Regions from separate parts of the Homo sapiens genome. Here all the other regions are linked to region 4. A link is a contact called in ENCODE Hi-C or POLR2A ChIA-PET data. All regions are on one chromosome and are shown on one strand. The core of a region is the stretch at or near the end of the contact, and the rest is flanking DNA. Distances in the headings are between cores, read along the strand shown. Region 1 holds the start of SMAD1 (SMAD family member 1). Region 2 holds the start of OTUD4 (OTU deubiquitinase 4). Region 3 holds the start of NR3C2 (nuclear receptor subfamily 3 group C member 2). Region 4 holds the start of SLC10A7 (solute carrier family 10 member 7). Region 5 holds the start of ABCE1 (ATP binding cassette subfamily E member 1). Region 6 overlaps ARHGAP10 (Rho GTPase activating protein 10).

The links. Hi-C counts contacts between places; a loop is a spot of excess contacts on that map. ChIA-PET counts read pairs that join two places held with the same protein, here RNA polymerase II (POLR2A). Pooled maps may share reads with other maps.
Region 1: a map of gastrocnemius medialis shows a loop between it and region 4 (7-fold over the local background). The contact joins the promoter of SMAD1 here to the promoter of SLC10A7 in region 4. A Hi-C loop is called at or near these places in 1 of 168 maps with a recorded cell type or tissue (gastrocnemius medialis), 2 of 37 single-sample maps with no recorded cell type and 12 of 50 pooled maps.
Region 2: a map of OCI-LY7 shows a loop between it and region 4 (7-fold over the local background). The contact joins the promoter of OTUD4 here to the promoter of SLC10A7 in region 4. A Hi-C loop is called at or near these places in 3 of 168 maps with a recorded cell type or tissue (CD4-positive, alpha-beta memory T cell, OCI-LY7 and naive thymus-derived CD4-positive, alpha-beta T cell), 3 of 37 single-sample maps with no recorded cell type and 17 of 50 pooled maps. POLR2A ChIA-PET finds 5 or more read pairs at or near these places in 1 of 52 experiments (activated CD4-positive, alpha-beta T cell).
Region 3: a map of B cell shows a loop between it and region 4 (20-fold over the local background). The contact joins the promoter of NR3C2 here to the promoter of SLC10A7 in region 4. A Hi-C loop is called at or near these places in 3 of 168 maps with a recorded cell type or tissue (B cell, CD8-positive, alpha-beta T cell and naive thymus-derived CD4-positive, alpha-beta T cell), 1 of 37 single-sample maps with no recorded cell type and 16 of 50 pooled maps.
Region 5: a map of CD8-positive, alpha-beta T cell shows a loop between it and region 4 (7-fold over the local background). The contact joins the promoter of ABCE1 here to the promoter of SLC10A7 in region 4. A Hi-C loop is called at or near these places in 3 of 168 maps with a recorded cell type or tissue (CD8-positive, alpha-beta T cell and naive thymus-derived CD4-positive, alpha-beta T cell) and 14 of 50 pooled maps.
Region 6: a loop to region 4 is called in a map with no recorded cell type, with 7 times the contacts of the local background. The contact joins the enhancer-like site here to the promoter of SLC10A7 in region 4. A Hi-C loop is called at or near these places in 1 of 37 single-sample maps with no recorded cell type and 5 of 50 pooled maps. POLR2A ChIA-PET finds 5 or more read pairs at or near these places in 1 of 52 experiments (T-cell).

What each region holds. Positions count from the first base shown.
Region 1 is chr4:145,480,468-145,483,243 of GRCh38, forward strand. It overlaps SMAD1 (SMAD family member 1), which reads left to right and starts at 1,386. Exons shown (of 7, transcript NM_005900.3): 1 at 1,386-1,571. RefSeq lists silencers at 1,155-1,284, 1,455-1,614, 1,955-2,014, 2,105-2,204.
Region 2 is chr4:145,179,231-145,182,009 of GRCh38, forward strand. It overlaps OTUD4 (OTU deubiquitinase 4), which reads right to left and starts at 1,359. Exons shown (of 21, transcript NM_001366057.1): 1 at 585-1,359. The coding sequence starts at 743. RefSeq lists enhancers at 461-1,290, 1,291-2,120 and silencers at 466-925, 1,046-1,275, 1,366-1,765.
Region 3 is chr4:148,441,025-148,443,724 of GRCh38, forward strand. It overlaps NR3C2 (nuclear receptor subfamily 3 group C member 2), which reads right to left and starts at 1,390. Exons shown (of 9, transcript NM_000901.5): 1 at 1,136-1,390. RefSeq lists a silencer at 1,298-1,587.
Region 4 is chr4:146,520,659-146,523,487 of GRCh38, forward strand. It overlaps SLC10A7 (solute carrier family 10 member 7), which reads right to left and starts at 1,282. Exons shown (of 12, transcript NM_001029998.6): 1 at 960-1,282. The coding sequence starts at 1,059. RefSeq lists enhancers at 410-639, 1,080-1,149, 1,370-1,449, 1,460-1,879, 2,050-2,129.
Region 5 is chr4:145,097,008-145,099,866 of GRCh38, forward strand. It overlaps ABCE1 (ATP binding cassette subfamily E member 1), which reads left to right and starts at 1,304. Exons shown (of 18, transcript NM_002940.3): 1 at 1,304-1,412. ANAPC10 (anaphase promoting complex subunit 10) reads right to left here and starts at 1,189. Exons shown (of 5, transcript NM_001256706.2): 1 at 1,113-1,189. RefSeq lists enhancers at 444-1,315, 563-1,762, 896-945, 1,026-1,285, 1,316-2,187 and 1 more.
Region 6 is chr4:148,055,609-148,058,342 of GRCh38, forward strand. The region is part of intron 20 of ARHGAP10 (Rho GTPase activating protein 10); the gene reads left to right. Among named protein-coding and RNA genes, the nearest start is that of MIR4799, 270 kb to the left of the region's middle. RefSeq lists an enhancer at 1-514. Within about 2 kb of position 1,428, at least 9 of the 41 ENCODE cell types and tissues checked have a DNase peak (open chromatin) inside an H3K27ac peak, as active enhancers do.

The sequences.
Region 1 (2,776 bases), core at 136-2,635, 1.0 Mb before region 4:
CCAGGTTCCTCATTTCCCCAACCCTATGCAAACCACCAATCTACTTTCTGTCTCCATAGCCTTGCCTACTCTGAGCATTTCACATATGTGGAAGAATACAATGTGTGGTCTGTCTTCTTTCCCTTCACGTTTTGAAAGGTTATCCATGTAGCATGCATCAGTATCAGTACTTCATTCCTTTTTATGGCTGAATAATGTTCTCTTGTATGGGATACTTTATACTATTTATCAAGGGAGGGTTTTCAACAGAGGAGTGGCCTGATCCGAGTGGCATTTAACAAGGTTCACTTTCCTGTTGTTCTAAGGAGCAGAGAATGATCAACTGCGTCAAACGCTGCTTTTAGGGAAAATAAGATGAGGCCCACGAATTGACCAGTAAGTGCTCAAATAGGTTAAGGGAAAAAGGAATTTAATTAGAAGACATATTCTGATATACATTGCTGGGAGTGATTTTTTTTTTTTTTTTTTTGCTTCATGTGAAATTTATTCCTCAAAAAAAAATCATTTTTTCTAAACGTAACTCAACATTATAGTAATTATGCAAGATTTTATGCAGCTTCAAGAGTTAGCCAAGAGAAAAGTTGACTCTTGCAAGAAGATATTTTCAATGTCTATGCAGATCAGGTAGGTAAGAGTTAAGTGCGGGGGAGTTGGCATCATCTAAAAGACTGTAGAAATTGGACCAAAAATGTGGAGTTCTAAAGCAGTATCTCCTTATGGCATGCCATTATTTGGAGCAACAAGGTTACCTACTCGAATCACTGGATCCTGAGTTGACACAAAACGCATCTGTTGACTCAGGGTTTGTATAACCACGTGCAGTATTTACTAGGCTATCCAATTCTGGGTACGTACAACTTCTGGGGCCTGCAAATTATTGGAGAGTGAGTGAGGGGCAACGAAAGATAGACATAAAAGGGCGCGTCTCGAAAGGTAACTGTCAACATGCACTCCACGTTTATAGAACGATTCAGTGGGCGCGGTGGAAGCGTTAATGAACATTTCAGAAAATAAACATATGGAACATCGAAATTCACTTGCAGATAATGGACTAAGTCCGCTCCACCGGGACTAAAAAGGCAGGGTTAGGAAAGCCTGAACGCCGCCACACTGTTTTTTCTCCAGGAAGAAACGGGGCGTGGGGCTGCCGGTAGAAGGGGGTGGCTCCGGCCGCTCCCCCGCGCCGTCCTCCGGCCCCGGCCGCGCTGCGCTCACGCCGGCCGGGCCGGGAATTTGGAGAGGATCCCTGGTCGCGCGGCAGCGGCGGCGGCGCGCGGGTGAGCGGGTGAGCGTGTGAGCGGGCGGGCGGGCAGGCGAGTGCGCCGGGTATTGGCAGCTGAGGAGTGGAGGCTGGGCAGCTCCGACTCCCTGACGCCAGCGCGACCAGATCAATCCAGGCTCCAGGAGAAAGCAGGCGGGCGGGCGGAGAAAGGAGAGGCCGAGCGGCTCAACCCGGGCCGAGGCTCGGGGAGCGGAGAGTGGCGCAGCGCCCGGCCGTCCGGACCCGGGCCGCGAGACCCCGCTCGCCCGGCCACTCGTGCTCCCACACGGACGGGCGCGCCGCCAACCCGGTAAAACGAAACAGACCCGAACCGAACTTTCCCTTCATGCCGCGTCCCAGCCCTCCCCTCGGCGCCCCGGGCTTTCCAGCGCCGCCGCCGCCGTCTCTGCACGCGTGGGGCCGCCGCGGTCGTGCTGGGCTGGGGGCGCGGGCAGCGGCGGGAAGGGGGCTCTTTCTGCGCGGGGCGGGCCGCGACCCCCCCCCCCCATGATGGCGCCTCCCGTCTGCTCGGAGGAGCGAACCTGCTACCACGTCTTCTCGCGCCCAGCCCGCCGGGCTCCCCTGGTGTCTTTGTTGGGTCTTCTGCTGTGGGAAGCCCAGTTCCCGGGCCCCCGAGCCTCGGCTCCCGGGCCTGACCGCGCTGGGATCTCCCCGGCCGCGCTCCCCTTCCGCGCGCTCCTCACATCTCTCCCGTGCTGCCGCCGGGCCGAGGCCCGTTCGCGTGGCCCGCGGACCCATTGTGTCCCCCGCGCCGGCGGGGCGACCCCTGCGGGAGCTGGAGGACGACCGCTGGCGCTGCTCTCCAAGGCGCCTGGTGGAGCGGGTCTCGCGGGCGGGGGACCCCGGCGCCCCGGGCCCCTCCACATCCCGCACGGGTTTTCTTCTCGGCCCCAGCAAGCCTCTTTGGGGTCGAGGTCAAGGAAAGTTCGCACCGAGATCCCCTCTAATTTATTCAAAGGTTTGGCGGCGGCGCGTAATTTTTTCCCCCTCTTCCGCCTACACCCGCTGCGTCTCCTGGTGTCTCGTTCCTTTCCCTTTACCGGAGTCGATTGCCTCACTGCATGTGTATTCGTGAGTTCGCGGTTGAACAACTGTTCCTTTACTCTGCTCCCTGTCTTTGTTAGTGTTTCTCGGGGTTGTTTCTGTAGGAAGGTGGGGGTGGTGGGCGTGAGAGACAGATGTGGGCTTGTTTTTCTAGTTGCTGAAACTGTATGAAGGCTTTAAAGGGAGAACGTTTTCTTGATGTGCTTTAGGAGGGGAGGAGGAACAAATGCCTGCCAGATCTCACAGCTACAGTAGCTGAGCTTTTGTTTATTTTGAAGAGCATGCAATTTTTAAATACACGGTGCAAGATAACCAGTAAAGGCGCGTTCCTTCTGAAAATTGAGGCCGGTCTCAGAACCATCTCCTGAGAAAGCATCCTTTTCGTGAGTGCTGAGACAACTGTCCTTTTTCTCTGCCCTCCCCCCTCTTTTCTTTCCATTGTATCTGAAG
Region 2 (2,779 bases), core at 109-2,608, 1.3 Mb before region 4:
GGGTGGAACCTACTCAAGACAAATCCTTCAAAATATTCTATATTTGTAAAAGGCTGGTTTTCTCAAACGGCAGTTTGCCCATTTGATTCAAGTGACATGGGCGAGCTTGCCTACCCTACATTCCAAAGTCCAGCAGCAAACCAAAATATGTTCCACAAGTAAAGTTTGATCCACCACTTCTAGTAAACACTTGGTTTACTGGAGTGGGGTGAGCGTGGTGCTTCTCAAACGAAGGGAAGGAAGGTGAATGCGGAACAAAAGTAAAAAATATCATGTCGCCAGGTCCCCAGCAATAAATCAACTGTACAAGCTCCGAGCAGGCCTCACAAGTTGTCCTCAACTCATTACCTCTTCATCAGGAGAGAGACACCCCGTTAATTTGCGGGCTTTCGAGTTTCAATTTGCACCTTTCAGACGCAAAGCAGCGTCCCACTCCGGCGTTACAATGGGGCGCTGTGACGACAGCCAGGGCACGCGCAGCCCCGGCCGTGGGCGGCCCGGACAGCCCGCAGCTGCCTCCCCACCCAGACCCGCCGGGCCGTCCCCGCCTCCCCTCGAAGCCCTCCCCGCCCCCCCGCAATTACCTGCTCCGCCACGGCCCGGAACAGGCACGACCCGTCCTTGGCGACCAGTTTCCGATACAAGCCCAGTTTCCGCAGATAGGCGTCCATGGGCGTCGCGTCCTCGCGGGGCCCCGCGCCGCCCTGGTCCCCGCCGTCGGGGACGCCGACGGCAGCCTCCATGTTGCTGGTCCTGCTGCAGGCCAGGCGCGGCGAGGGCTAGCCCCACATGGCCAGGCCGCCGGCTGCTCGACGCCCCGGCCTGGGGCAGGCGGCGGCTCGGGCTGGGGCTCGGGCTCCGCGAGCGGCGGCAGGCGGCGGCGGCCCGAGGCAGCGGTCCGCGCTCTCCGGGCGCATAGGGAAGCCCTGCCTAATGCATGGCTGTCCGCACGCGGCCGCCTCCTCGGAGCGAACACGCGCCCACGACAAACGGGGGGAGCGGGATTAAGGAAAACCCCGAGAGTGAGTAGTCACTTCCCGACGGCCTCGCTGCCTGACTCAGGACCCAGGCCGGGGGTCGCCGCCCCCACAAGTTTCCTCCTCCGTACCGGTGTGAAGCGAGAAAACCCCCGCCCCTGGCGCGCACGCTGGGCCGGCTCAGGTGAAGCGGGGCCTGCGCCCCCGCGCACTCCCCACGCCGGGAGCCGAGGAAACCAAAAAGAAAGACGCGGCCTTTCGTTTCCCCACCTCGCTGGAGGGCGCCGGAGGGGCAGGGAGCGGGTGGGGGCGCCCGGGAGAGAACAGCACCTCGCAGCCCAGAATTTGTTTTCGCTTTCGGCCCGACAGCGGAGAGGACGGCGGGAGATGTAGTCTTGGCAGCCGCAGGAAGTCGGCTTGCGGCGGGCGGGGACGCGCTGGCCGGCCTACCCGGGGGAGGTGCCCGGGAGGCGCGCGGACTACAAGTCCCTACAGCGCGGGCGCGCCGCCGCCACCGCCACCGCCCCAAGCCGGCTTCGCGCTGCACTGGCGCCGCGTCCGCGAGCAGGCCGAGGGGCTCCGCCGGCCGATGTGGGGCGACCTGCGCGCGCCACCCGCCAACCCTGCCGCTGCGCCGCGGGAATCGCGCGCGCCGGGCTGGCGTGGAGTTGCCAGGGACACGGCGGCGCAGTGTCGGCCCTTTGTGTATTTCTTTCCAGAGGGCGCACCTGTCTGCTCCCTTCCCCCCGGCCTGCTCTCCTGGTGTTTCCATGGAGGTGGCTTTAACGGCTTAAGCAGAAAATAGAGCTAATTGGCTGAGGCTCCGGGAACTGGCACGGTGCGGGACGACACACTCTGTCCATAAATCAACCGTGGACTGCTGATTGCTATTAGTAGTACAGCTCACGTACTACGGCAAGATGAAGGCTTTGCCAAAGACATTTTTGTTCACCCTGTCACTGTAGCTGAGCACCCCATCACAGAGACATGTCACTGTCGGAAGACGTTAGGGTTTTTTTTTCCCCCTTAAAAAATTCATCTTGTAAATTGCTTGATAACATGCTGACTGGACTGGCCATGGCTTCCACCAGTGCTCGAGGCTTCAGCTCAACTTCCCACCCTCCGACGTTGAATGGCAGGGAATTGACAAAGTTAAATTATGCTTTAGAACCCAGAATTTATCCAGCATGCTTCTGTTGCACCAAAATTTTATTTTGCTAAGATACAACATCTGGTGTCCTTATTTAAATACATGGTTAATCATAGGAACTAATTCAGTCTTTTAGGCTATGGTGGAGGAGAGGGAGAAGAAAAGGGAGCATTACTATAGGTTTAGACATGTAGTCAAATACCTTGGAATGGGGGGCAAGGCAGGCCAGGTGGTGAGAGTCCAACGACAAAAATTTTTTAAAAACTACGTTAGACACTTTTCAGTATTTTCAGTGCAAGCAATCAGTCATGTATTCACTTTCCTTGGAGCGTCTTTGATTTCTTAATGTTTAAATATTGTATCTCAAATTATGCTGCTTTTAGAGAATACAAACGTTATCGTTACCTAAATGAAAAAATGTCCCTGCCTCAAATTTACTTGTTGTAGCGAAGAAACACTTTGAAATCAGGTTTAGAAAAGTATAGTTTCAGCTGGGCGTGGTGGCTCACGCCTGTAATCCCAGCACTTTGGGAGGCCGAGGCAGCCCGGTCACCTGAGGTCAGGAGTTCGAGACCAGCCTGACCAACATGGAGAAACCCCGTCTCTACTAAAAATACAAAATTAGTCGGGCGTGGTGGCACATGCTACTCGG
Region 3 (2,700 bases), core at 140-2,639, 1.9 Mb after region 4:
TTCCCCACTACATAACTATTATGTTCCTCTCTTTTATAGATGAGGTAAATGATAGAAATCTGCCCAAGGTCACCTGAGAGAGCGGGAGAACCAGTTAGAACTGAGCACACCTGATTTCTATTCACTCACCTAATTTACCGAGCCACCTGATCTTTCCAAAAATCGCCAAACAAAACTATGCCTCCCTTAAAGGAAAAAGCTCCACTTTAAATTATTTTTTAAAACTTCTCCTCTCAAGCTTTTCCATGATAGCTGCCACGATGTCAAACATAAAATTTAAACTTCACAGCAGGACTTCACAGATGGAGAATGCTGTTATCATTACTATGTAAATATCATCAATAACAGCACCTAGAGAAATGGCAATACAAAATGTTAGGAAGCAATTTGGTGCCTTTAAAATTCGGCGGTTTCAAAAGCTCGTCTGCTATCAAAAGTTTTCCTAACTCCTATGTCATAATAAATAATTAAAACTGATGGTGCCATAAACCATTATTATTTAAACCTGGTCTTTTTAAATTGAGTAGGCAAAGCCACGCACCTAAAATTCAGTAGCAGAGTAAGGATGCCACCAAAAGAAGCTTCGTCCCCTTCTCCCTTGCCCTTAAAATTCCAACTGATGCCATAGGAAGCGTAGCCTGTCTCAAGAGTTTCGCGAATGCTAGCGAACGGGAAATGCACGAATTTCCAGAGCCCCTTTTATACAGGATCTATTAGGATCTATATCTCCTTCAACTGCCCTTATGCGCTACACCTCCGGCTGAGATTTGGGAGCGTCCGCAATTGATAAAGGAAAGAAATATTATTCAAACGTCCTTTAAAAATTGTACAGGGAAAATGATCCGAAATTCATCTTTGGGTAAAGGGAAGGGTGGTAGACCTCCCACTGCCAAAGGCAGTTAAAAGCTGCTAGTTAGAGGGCATTTATCCAAAGTGGCCAAACTTTCCCAAAATAGTCCTCTGGCGGCCAAAGGGGGAGAAAAGTGGAAAACCAAAACAAAACAACAAGCACACAGCACCATACTGACTGTGCCTCCGGATTACGCAGCCACTTCTCCCTGCAAAGTGCACGCTCCCGCGCCGCGGCCGCACGCCGAGCACGGCAAGCGGTGCCCCGCCGCGCGCCCCTACACACCTGCCTCGGCCGGGGTCCGTCTCTCGCCGTCTACCTGTTGCAGCGCTTGCCACCGCCACGAAACCCCTGCTGCGGAGCCCCCCTAAATCCAACCACATCCAGGCCAGCGAGTGCCGCTCTCCCTGCAGCGGGAGAGCCCGAGGCAGCAACGCTCTTGCACCCAGGTGACTGACTGCACGGGCTTCCTCTGAGCAGCCTGAAGTTGGCTCCCGTCTCCCGGGCCCAATGACACCCCGGGCGCGGAGGGGCTGAGAGGAGGGGGCAGGGGCAGGGGCAGGGCCAGGGCGGGCAAAAAAGGGAGGGAGAGAGGGCGGGCGAAAGCCCGGAGGGGGAGTGGGCCAGCTGGAGGGCTGGCCCTTTTAAAAGCGGGTCACATGTCCAGATAAAGTTCAGGTTGCTATCCCGCCCCCCTGAACCCTTCCTATTGGCCCGAAGAGAAGCAAGGCTCCACGCCGCACGGGTCAGGCGGGCTTCTTATTGGACAATCCAGGCTGTCAGTCACCAGGCGGGCGACATGACTGATACAAAGTTGCTGCGACACAGCCTGGACTCGGCAGCTTCCTTAAAGCCGCAGCCGCGGCGGGAGCTTGGGGTGCCGGGCGGTGGCTACATCAGGCGGCCTCCGCACGCTGCCCCCACCCCCATCGCTCGGCCGCCCCAAACTTGCTTACGTCCACCCTGCTCTCCTTCTGACCGACCCCAGGATATCTGGAGAGATGTGAAAAGTGTGCTGACGCGGAAGAAGTCGGTTTTTCCGCGAGCAAAGTGTCGTCCCCTCACGCTCTCCACCTGCAGCTCCAGGTGAGCTGCAGCCCAGACCCTGGCGCCGCCCAACAGCGTCCGCGCGCGGGGAGGACTCTGGGTGGGCTTCACCCGACCCTCGAGGTTCCTCTCCCAGCCCCTTTCCACTGTCTCCAGAGTTACCTCTCAGCAGAGCAGCAGCAGCCTTCGCTGCCAGCGAGCAAGACGATCACGTTCACTCGATTTGAATTTAGTTGTTTTAACCGTGCTGGAAAAACCCTTTAAACACAGCTTTCCTCCCATCCCTTAGACCCCTAACACCAAAAAAAAAAAAAAAAAAAAAAAAAAAAAAAAGAGAGAGAGAGAAAGATAAATGAAAGAAGTGGCAGGGTCAAGAGCTGCTCCTCTACTTCCTTATAATTTTGTCACTGTACTTACTACTTTAGTATTGGATTTTTCCACTAGTTCAATTTGAAAGCAAGCTTACCATCGAGGATATTCACGTTATAATGGGTGGAGGGGGTGGGTCACATAAGTGGGAGAAACAGACAGGAGGGGGGAAGGAACCAAACTGTTTTCTAAGGATCGGTTGTCTGCATGAAGAAATTTCGGTTTCCCTCCAACCGCCCCCTCCTCGATTCTCCTCCCGCCCACCCAAATGCTGCAGTTACTAAGCAAAAGGATGGGGTTCCTAACTTTGATTTCTAAGGACTTTTAGGCTTCTCATGTAAGGCCCCGTTTTAGGCTCCCCGCTGGCCCGGAGTCAGCATCAGTGACGTATACACCTAAATCTGGTCCCCCGGCCCTCGGCGACCCGCAGCCCG
Region 4 (2,829 bases), core at 32-2,531:
TTCCTACTATGAAATATTGTGCCTGTTCACCTCTATCCTTATTTGCTCCGGTTGCATGAGTTAGGTATTAAACCTGTCAATAAGCTTGGAAACTGACAAACAAGGTCAAAAAGACAAGCGAATTGAATAAATTCAATTAATGTTTATGAAAAGTAGTACAAGATTGTCTAAAGGTGTTGGGGGGGGCATAAAAAACTAATATTTCTAATGTTCCCACCAGTGCCCATCATCTCCTGTACAAAGCTCCCACTATTCAGAGATCTAAGTATGCTTTCAGTCCATCCACATTTCCTTGCCAAAACACACACTACACTACACTACACATAGTCTAACAGTCTGTATCTGTTAGACTGCTAGTATAGCAACTGAATCCCGGCAGCACACGGAAGTATGCTGTAATGAAGTGTCCTGTAATCAAAGAGTGCAACGTGTCAGTCGGCTTGGGAGTTTCTGGAGCACCAGCAACTACAGCAAATCATCACTCTCCAACATGTGGGCCATAAAATCTGAGTTGGGGGCGGAGGTGTCCCTTTTCTTGTTTTTCCTCCACTTTTTTTTTTAATGTGGGGGCGGGGAGGACTCGAAAGTAGACTCGATAATGAGGTCCACTCCAAGATAGATACGGAACTCTTAGCAACCTAGATTCCCTTGGGATAGGATGCTACTTTGAAGGCAAGAGGAGTAAGTTTCATTCTCTGTAACCTCACTTCTTGACACTCAGGATAGTCATTGTTTGTCTACGGAAAAGGCTACCTGCCCTCAAATTCCTTTGCCTCGTTCCTAATTACAAGTTCCCTCTGGGGTTGGTAAATTAGAAAATCAGCAAAAGGGCCAAAGGCTGGTCAGTGCCCCCTGAAATTGGCAAGCGCTTGCAATGAGGGTTGCCCCACCTTTCCAAGACTCACAAATTAGTTCTGAAGTGGGAGCCGCGGTGGAGCCGGCAGAGGTGCAGCACTTACCCCCATTCACCCCTATGGACGGCTCCAGTTTAGCTCCAGCGATCGCCAGCACTATTCCGACCATGAACCAGTCTTTCCTCATTCTCTCCAGCAGCCTCATATTTGTTAGGGTGGGTGGGTTTTGTTTATTTGTTTGGCTTTTTTTCTTTTCAAGCTCCGATCACCTAATCCTTGGAGCGTCTCCACACTTTCCTTGGTCCCTCCAGACATGCAGCAGAGCAAGTCAAATTGCCGATTGTAAAGTAAAGACCTGGGGGTTGCTCCGGCGGCTTTGAGGAGGGTTGGGAGTAGTAGTAGCCAGTGACAGGAAAGTCTCACTGAGCGCCGCCATCACTACCACGCGCCTCAGAATACACGCGCACAAACGCCCCCAGCGCCTCTGGCCGCGGGCTCGCAGGTGCAGATGCTTTGAAATGAAGAACTCGGACCAGGCCGACAACGTGGGCGATCCGGCAAGGGAGGCTGGCCGCCGGATGGGGCTGACAAGCGCACCGCTGTCGAGACCTGCGGAACCTTCTGAATGACGAGGGGTCGGGGAGAGCGTCGTAAGGCGCCACAGCCAGCAAGCCTCACTGACTGTCCTTTTCTAACAAACCTTTAGGCACAGCCACCCACCCTTCTGGAGCATATCTCCATGGAGAGCCTCTCTTTTGCTGTGCCATGACTCCGCGGGCAGGGCTGACGTGTGCTTGGGGCAAGGGATTTCTCCGTTGAAGCTGCGGCAGCGGGGTGCAAGTTTGGAGACGCGCTTCTTCGGGACATTACGGCGCTTCCACGACGCTAGCGCTGACGTATGCGCGGGGGGGAGGGGAGGCCACTCTGGATCTCCGAGTTCCCAGCCTGAGCTGCCGGAGTTAGAGGTGTCCGCGCGGGAAAGTGGCTCGCTGGTGGGCGGGGAGCCTTATCTCTGGCGGTGGGTTGAAAATCCGGCGCCGGGCAGATGCCCACGTTCGCTGGACCCCTGCTTGCCGGCGTCCGCTACAACCCAAGGAAGGTGGGCCCGACCTCGCCAGGTCGCTCGCCTGCGGGTGGGCATTTGGTCCGGATCCCCTTCCCTCTGCGGCCCACACCTGTCTCCGGGACTGGGGAGGGCTGCAGGGATCGGGGCAGATCTGCCTTTGCGGGCCGAGAGTGACAGCTGAAGTCTCCCCACCAACTAAGCTACTCGCGGGCGGAGTGGGGTCTGCGCTGGCAAGCCCCTGGGCGCGCGGGTGCCCGCTCTGGCTCGCCCCCAGGGCTGACCTACCCAAGCCACAGGAAAACTCTGGGAAGAGGGTCGCGGATTCCAACGCGGAAGTGGTGGGGGATTGAGTCTGAGAGGTTGGGGAGTCCTACCTTCCATTGCCACGAGTGCTAGTTCTATCTGCCAGTTTCTTCCTTGAAATGTCTTGTGGCAACCAGTGACATTGATGGTTTCATGAATGGACTTCCTACCGGTAGACCCTGCAAGAGCATGAACTCCACTGTATCATTCATCCAAATGAAGAAAGAAAGAAAATAGTATGTGATATTTTGAAATAACCTGGCATCTGCCACTTAAATGGTTAAAAATAGAACTTAAGGTTTGGAAGAGATTGTTTCGTGATGACAGACTTTAATTCTGAATTTATTCAAAGCTGGAAAGACACTCGTCGTGTCATTTCCTCTATTTAATTTAGCTTTATCTTGATGGCAAGACTTCCAGAAACTAAGCCACTTTAAGAGTTGTGCTCCCAGTTGTAGGTTACACAGTACCAAGTGTCATCTAATTATACATCAGGCAACATGAAAAAAAATTAATTTCAAGATAAAAAGAACTTAACAGGGAGACATAGATGACATTAAGCAGTTTACTCTGAAAAGAGACAGGTACATGAAATATAAAATTTGA
Region 5 (2,859 bases), core at 54-2,553, 1.4 Mb before region 4:
CGAGACCAGCCTGGAATATGGTGAAACCCTGTCTCTAAAAAAATTCCAAAAAATCAGCCTGGTGTGGCGGCACACACCTGTAGTCCCAGGGGGGCTGAGACAGGAGGATCACCTGAACTGGGAGGCGGAGGTTGCAGTGAGCCGAGATCGTGCTACTGCACTCCAGCCTGCGTAACAGAGCAAGACACTGTCCCAAAAAGCACAAAAATAAGAAAAAAATGTTAAAAGTTCACTTACATATGCTCTTACCATAGAAGATAAGGTCAGGAAAATGGCTTCAAGATTTTGAAGTGAATAACTGGCCCATTCTAAAAAGGTTGACCTCATCTTTCACATCTTTTGTTAATTTTACTAAGTCTATTCATATGTGAAAAAACACTTCAATACTGGATCGTGAACAATATGTAAAACTGCTTTGGTAGCGCAGTTACTGCTACTGAACATTGTTATATATGCTATTCAAAATAGGTGCAATAGTTCTGCATACCGTTTCCTTGACACCTCCCATTGTATCCGAAGTTGTTCTTTAATCGGCACACAAGCACTTGATACTTACTAAATAACGGCAGACACAACGGACTGTAAACTTTGGCAAGGCCTGAGGCTTAAACGCTCAATAAGTAATTTACTGAATGAATAAACAGATGAATAGGTTCAGTTATGAACTAGTTGTCACTTGCCTGCAAGTTAGGTGAGATCTAGGGCGAGACTATTCAACCTGCAACCATCATTACTAACTGAATGTCCTGTTACCTAAAAAAAGATAGAAATAAAGCCCATCTTTAGGGCAGAATTCAACTGCCGGACTTGGGACTGGACGCCACCAAGTGGATAAAATATGGAGCTCGGAAAAGATTGGATTCCCGGCCCTGAACTGACCACACAGTTGAGAGGAAGTTGAGGCCTAGAAGAGCGCGCAACAGTAAGCCGTGTCGGCACCAGACTCTGTTGGTCCTACTGACACCTCCAGCGTTAGAATGACTAAGGCTCCACTCCTGACCCACCGGCCTTGAGGAAAGCGCAAACGTAAAAAAAGATTGAAACCGGAGAGGCGAATGCATCTGTTTACGCTAGGACCACGCTCGACGTCGGAGAAAAGCCCACACACTCACAGTTTCCAGACCTGGCTGCTTGCCGAAACTCAGATTCTCGGCACCTCCAGCAGCTGGCTTCGCCAACGGCGTTGAACAAGGGTCGCAGCTCAATGACGTCATATCTCCCTACCTACCTCCAGGGTTCCGCCTCACGCTCTATGTCGCGCGCGCGCACTACGTCCTATGGCTTGCGCGTGCGGCGGCTGGGCACCGCCATTTTGGCCGGTGGCCGTGAGAACACGCTGTGTGGCTGAAAAGTGAAGGCAAGAGCTGATTTGGCCTCTGTGCTCCCCTCCGCAAGGGGATCGTTTTCTCCAGGTACGTGAATAGCCCGGAGAGGTTTGGCCGTTAGCTGCCATCTGCCAGGTTGGAAAGAATGTAGGGACGTTCTCCGAGAGCCTTTGGTTAGGCCTTAGGTGGCGGAGACAGCAGCAGCGCGTGGCAGCGGTTCCTGCGGGACAGCTGGAACTGATGGAGCGCGGGCGACGCCGAGAGCTTGGGGGCGCCTCGGTCTTCCCCTCCAGCCGACCCGGCTGTCGCCGCTGTTGCCTGCCACACCCGCGAGGGACTTCGAGAATGGACCTAGATGCCGTAGTCTCCACTCCCCCTTTACCCCACTCCCGCCCTGAAGCTAAACCTGCTGGAGAGGAAGGCACCTTTAGAACTTACAGCACTCTCTAGTACCCCCACACTCCTCCAGCACCCAAAATGGATATATTGTCACATGTGCATATTTGGTTGTGGGAAGTCGTGGCTTCCACGTTTTGTTGAGTGGAATGAGTCATGGCATCTTGCCGCCATGAAGTCGAATACTCGCTGTCCACTCCCAGGCTTTATAGAAATGATGCCCACATGTCACTCTGCTTTTCTCAGAACAGCGTGTACGCAGCTATGACTGGGGTTGTCCCAAGTAGTTTCCCAGTAGAAATCCTATAGTTTTTTTGGTACGCTTTTGTAGCACTAGGCACTTTCTCCCCTTACCCGTTTTTCCTTTTATTGTATCTAATACTCATTGAGATCAAGGTTGATGTCTTTACTCAGAATACCTTTATTATCTCTTCAGGGCTTCGTACATTGTAGGCATTTAATACGTATTGTGAATGAATGACAGCCAAAGCCGAATTCCCACCTCCCATTAACTACATAAGCTTATTTTCTCTTTTTTGATGGTAAAAATCTATAAGAGGAAGAACTGTCCAAATAACATGTTTTATTTTTTTACTCTTTCCCAACAGGACTGCTAACTAGTCATTTATGATAGTGGCATTTATGTTGCAGTAGTTTGTCCCATATTCTGAGAATATTCATTGTATACCAGCCACCTGACACTAATACTTTGTTAGTGTAACCAAAGGCTCAGAACCTGTATTTGAACCAAAAGCTGTTTGGGGTTTGTGAGCTTTTTGAGAACTTAGTTCTCCCCTATTTTAAAAAAGGGAGTTTTTTTGTTTGTTTGTTTGTTGGAAGAGCATCTAACAATTGGGAGAGAGGGGGAGAAAACAATATTAAGTTAGAGTTCTTCTAAATGTCTTAAACTTAAAACTCTTTGAAATCAGAGCCGTGTACCACTCCTAACTTCTACGTGTTTTGTAAGACTAATAAACTACAATAAGCATGGGTTAGACTATTTCATGTGATACTAAACATCATTAGTTAACAGCAGTCTTTGAAATGCTTTTACACAGCGTTACAATTATTTTGGCTTTAGACTGTAAATGCTTCTAAGTATTCCTCACTTCCTTTTTTCCTCTCAGCTGTAAGAATG
Region 6 (2,734 bases), core at 178-2,677, 1.5 Mb after region 4:
ACCTGGAAGGCGGAGGTTGCAATGAGCCAAGATTGCGCCACTGCACTCCAGCCTGAGTGACAGAGCAAGACTCCGTCTCAGGGAAGCAACAAAATAAAGATATTTGTTCTCAAAGGTGAACAAGTTACTGCTTTTACGTGCTGGCTTCATGTATTGGCTGGCTCCCTGCTGCTTGAGAGATGATCTTATACAGTTGAAGAAGGCCTCTGCTGCAGGAAAGCACTGGGTATGTGTGGGTCAGCCCCAGGCACGAACAGGGGAGCCCCGCACCACAAAACCAGTGAAGATGGAGGGGATTCTCCATCCGAATTGTCTTCATCTCCCCCAAACCCCACGTCCCTTCCAGGCTTCTTATCTGGTCTGTTTAATCCAGGGGTGAGCAAACCGTGGCCCACTGCCACCTGTCTTTATAAAGTTTTATTGGAACACAGCTACACTTAGTTGTTTACGTTTTGTCTGTGGCTGCTTTTTCACTGACAGTGATAGCAGAATTGAGTAGTTGCAGAAGGCCTGCCAAGCTTGAAGTATTTACTCTCTGGCCCTTTACAGAATAAGTTTACTGATCTTGAGCTAATCAGTAATCAAAACAGGTCTGTTTGGAAGGGCCCACCTTTCTTAAAACCCAGCTTTAGGAAGTGCAGTTAACCACTGTGGTGGTAGATGGAGAGTGCCAGGTGATTTTCAGTGTAAGCTTCACACATCTCTTCTTGTCATTAAACCAACCAGACATTTTCCCTATGGGTTTTGGATGCCCTCAAATGTTTATTTATAATTTCAGAAGGCTTTTAGTGTTTCAGTGACTGAAAAACCTATGTGGGGTTGTTCTTTTTATAATGTATCATTTAAAATAAATTTTTATTTTGGAATAGTTTAAGGTATGCAGAAAAGTTACAAAGATACTACAGAGCTTCCGTAGACCCTTCACTTCCCCTCTTCACTTCCCGCCCCCACCCCACCTCCGGCTCTTAGCATCTTACAGAACTGTGGTACCTTTGTTAAAAATAATGAAATTAGTGTTGATACAGTACTGTTAACTAAACCACAGACTTCATATGGACTTCACCAGTCTTTCCAATAATGTTCTTTCTCTGTTTCAAGCTCAAATCCAGGATGCCATGTTTCTATAAGCAACTTTAGATTTTTTAAATGATGACATCTACTTAATATAGTCATACTTTTTTCCCTTTGCATAGCTGATTTGCTGTCTTTTGGTAAATTAAATGGTTAGTGATGATATAACCCTAGAAATCAGAGGTAAGATCTGACCTAGAAATATGTAATAGTAGTGAGGGCTTCATTTATTGACTGCTTGCTATGCTTCAGGGCTTTACGCCTATCATCTCATTTAAACCCACAGTGACCCAGCCGATGAGTCATGACTCTCTTCACGTTAGCTGAGGGAGTTTAGGTTGCTCAGCCAAGTTTCAGTTGTGGATGACACTAAGTGCAGGCTAATGATGGCAACTGTGGGCCAACCTCTGGGGGGCACTCGTAAGTCATTCGCTTCCTTCTCAGCATAGCCTCTAGCTATTGACAAAAAGAGGAACAAGCCTAGGGGAGGAAGAAACTGCAAGCTGGCACTCAGCCAACAATGATAGTGCCAGCTCTGGCACCCAGGTCTCTCTGCAGAGTGGCAGAGTCTTAGGCATTTGTAATTTGCATGCGTACAATCCTTCAATGGCCCCTCTTTGCCTTTAGGTTATGATTGTGCCTCCTGAATATCCCGGTACTTGCATCTCTCACCATTCTTTCCATATTCCATTCTAGTCACTGAAAAGGACTTGAGGGTCTGAGATCTGTGCTGTCTTGTCAAAACAGGGTTTACTAGAAACATGACCTTGAGTAAGTTGCTTTCACCTTTCTGAGATGGTCTTCTCATATGTCATGTGGAATAATAGGGTGGTTGGGAATAAGTGTACTAGTGCCTGCCTGTTGCATCTAGCACAGGGCTAGATTGCACAGTTGTGCCTCACATGAGCCTGGGTGTGGGGAGGTGATGACGATGTTGACTATGGTAGCATCAGCTTCAGCATTAGCTCCGCACAGATGCTGCCTCCTCCAGGAAGCCCTCCTGGCTATCCCCATGGTTATTAGGTGCTTCCTCCACTCTTCCTCTGAGGGACCTTGGGCAGATCGCTACATGGCTCTCAGTGCCTGTATTATGGTTATTAATTGGGCATTCTCCACTCACTTGGCTGCAGAGCAGGTGGTGTCACGGTTTCCTGGGTGTCCCCAGGGACTAGCACAAGGCCTGACAGGAAGTCCTCAGACTGTAAATGATGAGCCAGTGGGTCTACTCCGAACCTTCCTGATGGGCAGCAAAGTCCTTCTCCCCCAACGCCGTGGGTTATGGCGACTTGCATGTCACAGGCCTTTGTTTCTCTGCACTGCTGTTGTCCCTCGGTGTGCTCGTGGGGAGCCAAACAATGTGCTTGCGTGTGGAGTTCTCCCTCTCCTGGCACTTAAGGAATAACTGGCATTTATTTGAACAGAGATTTTCCCATAATATACAGATCTACAATATTTCCTTCTGTCTTTATTAACATTTTCAAACACTCTTGCCCAGGACAGCTGTTCTAGACTTATGCTGTATGTTTCCCAGACTGGCATGAAAGATCATTTCACTAATGTGTTAGCTTCTGCTCAGAGACCTGGCAAATGAGAGTTTAGAATCTTTCATTGCAGTGCAAACTTCTGATTTGATCTCGTATTGTATAACCGTAGTGAAATATCT